Regions from separate parts of the Homo sapiens genome. Here region 1 is linked to region 2. A link is a loop called in an ENCODE intact Hi-C map of the cell type or tissue named here. Cell type or tissue: ovary. All regions are shown on one strand. Links, peaks and the distances in the headings refer to the core of each region. The heading gives the core; the rest is flanking DNA. Region 1 overlaps LINC01746 (long intergenic non-protein coding RNA 1746). Region 2 overlaps BPI (bactericidal permeability increasing protein).

Evidence for each region. Peaks named below come from ENCODE experiments on the same cell type or tissue, not always from the same donor. Only the 100,000 strongest peaks of a DNase experiment are listed, where the experiment ranks them.
Region 1: a loop joins it to region 2, with 3 times the contacts of the local background. A loop is called at or near these places in 12 of 110 quality-filtered maps.

What each region holds. Positions count from the first base shown.
Region 1 is chr20:37,573,385-37,576,195 of GRCh38, reverse strand. All of the region lies in intron 2 of LINC01746 (long intergenic non-protein coding RNA 1746), which reads right to left. Among named protein-coding and RNA genes, the nearest start is that of LINC01746, 3.7 kb to the right of the region's middle. In ovary, for the core only: no CTCF peak of the experiment used is centred there; no DNase peak of the experiment used is centred there.
Region 2 is chr20:38,336,191-38,339,001 of GRCh38, reverse strand. It overlaps BPI (bactericidal permeability increasing protein), which reads right to left. Exons shown (of 15, transcript NM_001725.3): 15 at 1,497-1,856. The coding sequence ends at 1,818. Among named protein-coding and RNA genes, the nearest start is that of LBP, 8.9 kb to the left of the region's middle. In ovary, for the core only: a CTCF peak has its summit at 1,180; no DNase peak of the experiment used is centred there.

The DNA.
Region 1 (2,811 bases), core at 75-2,574, 760 kb after region 2:
GGGTGAGAGGAAAGAGAGACACACAAATCACTCCAAGCTCCCCACCTACTGTAGCTCAGACTTTCATCTCTGACACAAAAGAGGAACTTGAGTTCCCCTCCAGGGAAGCACAGGGCACTCAGGCTGAGAATTCACATCCCAGCTGTGGTTTCCTGTTTCCCCCTGTAAGCCAGAGGGCACTACTGCATGGAGGTAGCGCTGTGGGGCTGGTGGGCCAGGCCTAAGGACAGAGCCAGAGGCTGAGCTTCCTCCCTCTCCCAAAACCCTCAGTGAGTGCCTCAACCTAATTTTCTGCCAAAGACCCACTGTCAGCTAAAGGGCTTGTTGTTGGGTAGGGTGCTAACTGTTAATGAAGGTGTTACCTGTTAACTAGGATGTGTTCACTGTGGACTAACATGTTCACTGTCAACAAAAGTGTGTGTTAAGTAGCATGTCCACAGTTTACCAGGGTGTTAACTGTTAAAAACAATGTTTGCTGTTAACTAGAGTGTTCACTGTTAACTATATACTACAGTGTTCAACAAGTAAGCTTTTTGTTAAGTAGGGTGTTTGCAGTTAACTAGGGTGTTAACAGTTAATGAAGATGCTGGCTATTAACTAGGGTGTTTAACTTCAACTAAGGTATCTGTTAATAAGGTGTTTGCAGCCAGGCGTGGTGGCTCATGCCTGTAATCCCAGCACTTTGGGAGGCCAAGATGGGTGGATCACCTGAGGTCAGGAGTTCAAGACCAGCCTGGTCAACATGATAAAGCCCCATTTCTACTAAATATACAAAAAATTAGCTGGTGTGGTGGCAGACACTTGTAATCCCAGCTTTTTGGGAGGCTGAGGCAGGAGAATCACTTGAACCCGGGAGGGGGAGATTGCACTGAGCCAAGATTGTGCCACTGCACCCAGCCTGGGCAACAAGAGCTAAACTTCATCTCAAATAATAATAATAATAACAATTATAAAGTGTTTGCTTTGGCCCCAGCTTTTGTGCCTCAGTTTACATACTCCACCCTCCTCCCTCTCTCCATCTTATTGGCTGGTGGTGCTGGCATTTCTCTCAAAGCAGGGCTCATCACTGCAAGTACAAGGTCCTTGTTTGACTTCAGGACCTCTCCCCCAGTAACCTGGCCCCATAAAGAGTCCAACTCAACTCCCCGGTCCCAATCTTAATTGACAACCAAGGTGGAAAGTAAAATACTTTCTGAAATTACCTACATTTTAAAAAAGAAACATTTGAAAGATTTACATAGCCAAATGACTGACTCCTTAATGGCGGAATGACAGGCAGAAAAGCTATTCCTTGGCCTTGAAATCCTGCAGAATGGAGAGGCTGTGAGCTCTGATGGTGGGATTCCCATGTTGTTTCCAGCTTTGAAGTCATGCCTGGGCATCTGCCAGAACATGAGGGGACAGCATCTATCAGTCCTGTCCCCCAGGCTGGAATATTGTGCTGGGTGCTGCCTGGAGAAGGGAGGCCCAGTGCTGGTGTTCCAGGATCCCTGCCAGGGCCCTGACTCAGATGGCCACGGGAAGCCGGAGTCTGCCCTCCAAGTAGCCACTGATTTGCTGGGCAACACTCATCAAGTTATTGCCCAGTTTGGGCCTCTGTGTAAGGTGGGGTTCAAGCCAGCAGACATTGGTGGATCTGCCCAGCTGTATCTTTTGGGGCCACTCTTCAAGGCCCACTTCACAGACACAGAAACAGAGGTCCAGGGAGGTGGCCCTCTCCTAGGTCTGCACCCAGCCTTCACCCACCCCACTCCCTTCTCAGTCCTGACTCCCCAGCCTGCCCCAGGTCCTAAGAGCCCTCCCCCACTGCCAGGGCCATGGCAGTCCTTCTAGATACAGGACGGACTCAGTGCCAGCAGGCCTCCTCGGTCTGGGAGTCAGCTCCTGTGAGAGAGGGGTGGAAGGAGTTCCAAAGCTGCCCATCAGGCCACTGCCAGGCCTTCAGCCCCTCTGCCACCGCAGCCTGCCAGGTTTGGGCCAGACACACACCCACACACATTTGCAAACACGCTCAAGTATGGTAGGCATACTAGTACAATGCATGCCCTCAACTTCACTCCCAGACACACATGCACCATTACACAGACACACAGATGCCCCTACAGACACTCATGACACACACTCAGATAGACCACACACACGTGCCCATGCAGGCCCATGCACAGGGCACACTATGCTACACACCCACAAGCCATGTGTGTCACCCACTGTGCCAGCCCAGCCGCACCACCTGCCTGGACGTTAGCATCGCCCAACCTCAACCATCTCCCCACCCTGTCATCTCTCTGCTGCCCCTCTGAACCCAGCACACACCCCACACTGCAGTCACGACATTCCCGGCTGAAAGCACACTGATGGCTCCCCTCAGGCTCTCGGGGGCAAATCCACTGCCCCACCTCAGCTCACCCCAGCCCTCTCCCCCAGCATACACTCAGCCCTACAGCAGCCCCTCGTCCCCTAGGCCAGAGGCTCAGCTCACATCTAGCACCCCAGCTGGTGCCTCTTGGCCAGGCAGAGGGAAGAGCTGTGGCTGTCAGTCCTCACAGTGGGCCACCCAGAACATGCACTTGACAAGCACTTTCTTATTTAATTCTCTCAACAGCACTATGAGGGAACAGGTACCTCTATTCACCCCATTTTACAGAGAAAAAGACTAAGGCTCAGAGGGCTGGGCTAGGATGTTTGGGGGAGGGGAAGAGAGCGCTGTGTGAGCCTCTTCTCCATACCCCCACCTCCCTACTCCTTCTCTGTCTCATTTACCTTCCTCTGTCCAAACAGGTCTCTCTTTTTCGGAGACGGAGTCTCACTTTG
Region 2 (2,811 bases), core at 199-2,698:
CTGGGCTCGGTGGCTCACCCCTGTAATCCCAGCGCTTTGGGAGACCCAGGCAGGTAGATGACCTGAGGTCAGGAGTTTGAGACCTGCCCGGCCAACATGATGAAACCTCATCTCTACTAAAAATACAAAAATTAGCCAGGCATGATGGCACATGCCTGTAGTCCCAGCTACTCAGGAGGCTGAGGCAGGAGAATCGCTTGAACTTGGGAGTCAGAGGTTGCAGTGAGCTGAGATCGTGCCACTGCACTCCAGCCTGGGTGACAGAGCAAGACTCTGTCTCAAAAACAAACAACCAAAAAAGTTTGAGCAATTGCCATCTTGGGGGATGAAGAATGCTATCAGGATTAAATTAGATCATTCATGCCCTTTGCTTGACTCCTGAGAGTGTTTGATCAATGGCCCTCCCTTCTTGTGTGGCCCTAGAGCCTTTAACTCCATTTGACAGAGAATCAATGATGTCAGCAGAAGTGTGTACATTTTTCTTTATAAATAAAATAAATACCTTTTATCTGCTTTTGCTCGCTACAAATGCTTCTCTTCAATTTTACCATCACCAATCTGGTTGAAGCTTGAATAACAACACATTCCTAATTTGTGCTCATCCCTTGCCCTCTTGTCCTTCTGATGCTTTCAGAAGTCACAATAAAACATTTTAAAAACTAAATCTGGTCATGTGGTCCCCCACTCCACCGTCTGCATCGAACTCCTCCAGTGTGTTGTTGCTCATCCTTATGGTCTCAGAGCACATGTCAGCAGTGTAGAAAGGCCTTCCAGGACTCCTCAATCAATCTGAAGTACAATCCATAAAACCCCATCTCATGGGCTGAGATAGCCCCCTCTGATGTCCCATGGCAGGAAATGGCCCAAAGCCCCCAAGGAAACTCCCCAGAATTCCAAAGACAGTCTGGGTTGGTGATCTGGCTTCCACACTAGAGCTGGGAGAGTCATGGGGAAGTGCTAATTGCACCCAAAGATGTGACTGAAGCAGAAAACCCCAATGGACTCTGTCACCTGGCCCATTGTTCTGCTTTTGGGGACAATGGCTGGGCAGGAGAACATGGATGAAACGGGGAGCCCAAGTGTGGGGCAGGGAAGGTGGGCTGTGCAGGCTAGCTTTTCAACAGCGACACCGTGTGGTAGTGACGGGAGCAACAGTCCTAGTGGACAGGTGACTACACAGGACAATGGGCTGTGCAGAATGACGGGTCAACAGCCACACCATGTGGTAGTGGAAAGAACAACAGCATAGTGGACTGACCCACTCTCCAGACCCTCTCTGTGTGACATTAGGAATTTGGACTAAGAAAATCACAAGGACATTTGGAACAATGAGACTTTCTGTTAATGGAGGCTGTGGGGATTCCAGAGATTAATTATAGAAATAAAAAGAGATGATTGTATCTGTGCTGTAAACTGGCACTGCCGGCCACATTGGTTACAGCCAATGAATAATAAATAAATGAACATAAAACAAGAAACAATACCAGCACACAGAATCCACATGAAAAAAACCAGAAGTTTTTTTTCATGAAGCACAAATGGAAATTTCTTGGTTACAATTGAAACACGATTCCTGGAGGAAATATCTCTGCAGCCTTAGCCCTTGAAAGAAGCTCATAATCCCTAAAATACACACCATGCACTTTTCCAATGAATAATGTTTCCTCGTGTTTAGATCATTTCTGAATCTGAGTCGAAGAAGTTTGCAAGGGGCTCTTGGTTAAGATCTGGAGAGGATTCCCTGGGGAAAGGCAGCCGGTGCCCCACAGCCCATCAGGAACAGGTGTGGCTGACAGCCCCCGGCACCCCTGGTGCCTTCATTTATAGACAACGTCTGCACCGAACAGCAGGAAGTTCTAGGGAGAGATGAGAATGTTGTCACCAGTTGAAGATGCACCCCTTGTTTGTGAGTGTGGAGCTACTGGAGTTTTAAGAAGGACATTTTGGGAGCCTGCCTCTTAGGAAGGAGAAAGGCAGGGCCAGTGGGGGTCACTCAGTGTTTCGCTGCCCGGATCTACACATCCACAGCTGCCAACATCTGCGAATCTGTCAGCAGCTTCCCTGGAAGCTGCCTCCTTCTTAGACACGGAGACCCCCCGGGCTGTTTTAGAGGCCTTCATTTGTCGTCCCTGCCTCATGGCAGCTCAAGGGAGTGCTTGTTCCAATCAAGGCTGCAAAACCACTTCTCTCTGCTTCTTTGTGTCCTTCACTCAGGATTTTTAGAAATGAAGAAATTAAATTGTGCCATGGGTCATTTTTTTTAAAACACGAACTTGGTAAAATGTGAGGAATATGCGGTATGTGTTTCCTCTGCACTCTTGGTTATTTTTCTACAGTCTCTCAGCCCCATTAATTAGCTCCCTGGTCTAAAGAATTGAGGATTGATGGCCTGGACATTGGGGGAAAGGGAGAGGGAGGGATCTGGGTGATGCGAGGCTCCCCAGGAGGGCCACAAGTTATCAGGAAAGCCTTTGACCAAGGTGAGAAATGCAAGCTGGGTGACGGTTTCGCTGCGGAGGTGACAGCTTTGTGGGGACATGCTGGGTTTAAGAGGCCTCAGGGTGGAGACATTGAGGGAGCCTGCGAATGCACAAGCTGAGAGTTTGGAAAAAATAAAAAGACTGGAAGCATGTCTGGGACATTGGGTGGCACGCAGGTGGCAGCTAAGCCTGAAGAGGTTGACAAGAGTGACGAAGGCTTGCCAATGGCGGGGGAAGAGAAGAGGCCTGGGGAGGGGTCCTGGAGATCTCCAGCTTGCAGAGAAGGGGCAGGAGAACAAGCAGAGGAGGTGGCAGGTAGACAACCAAGAGC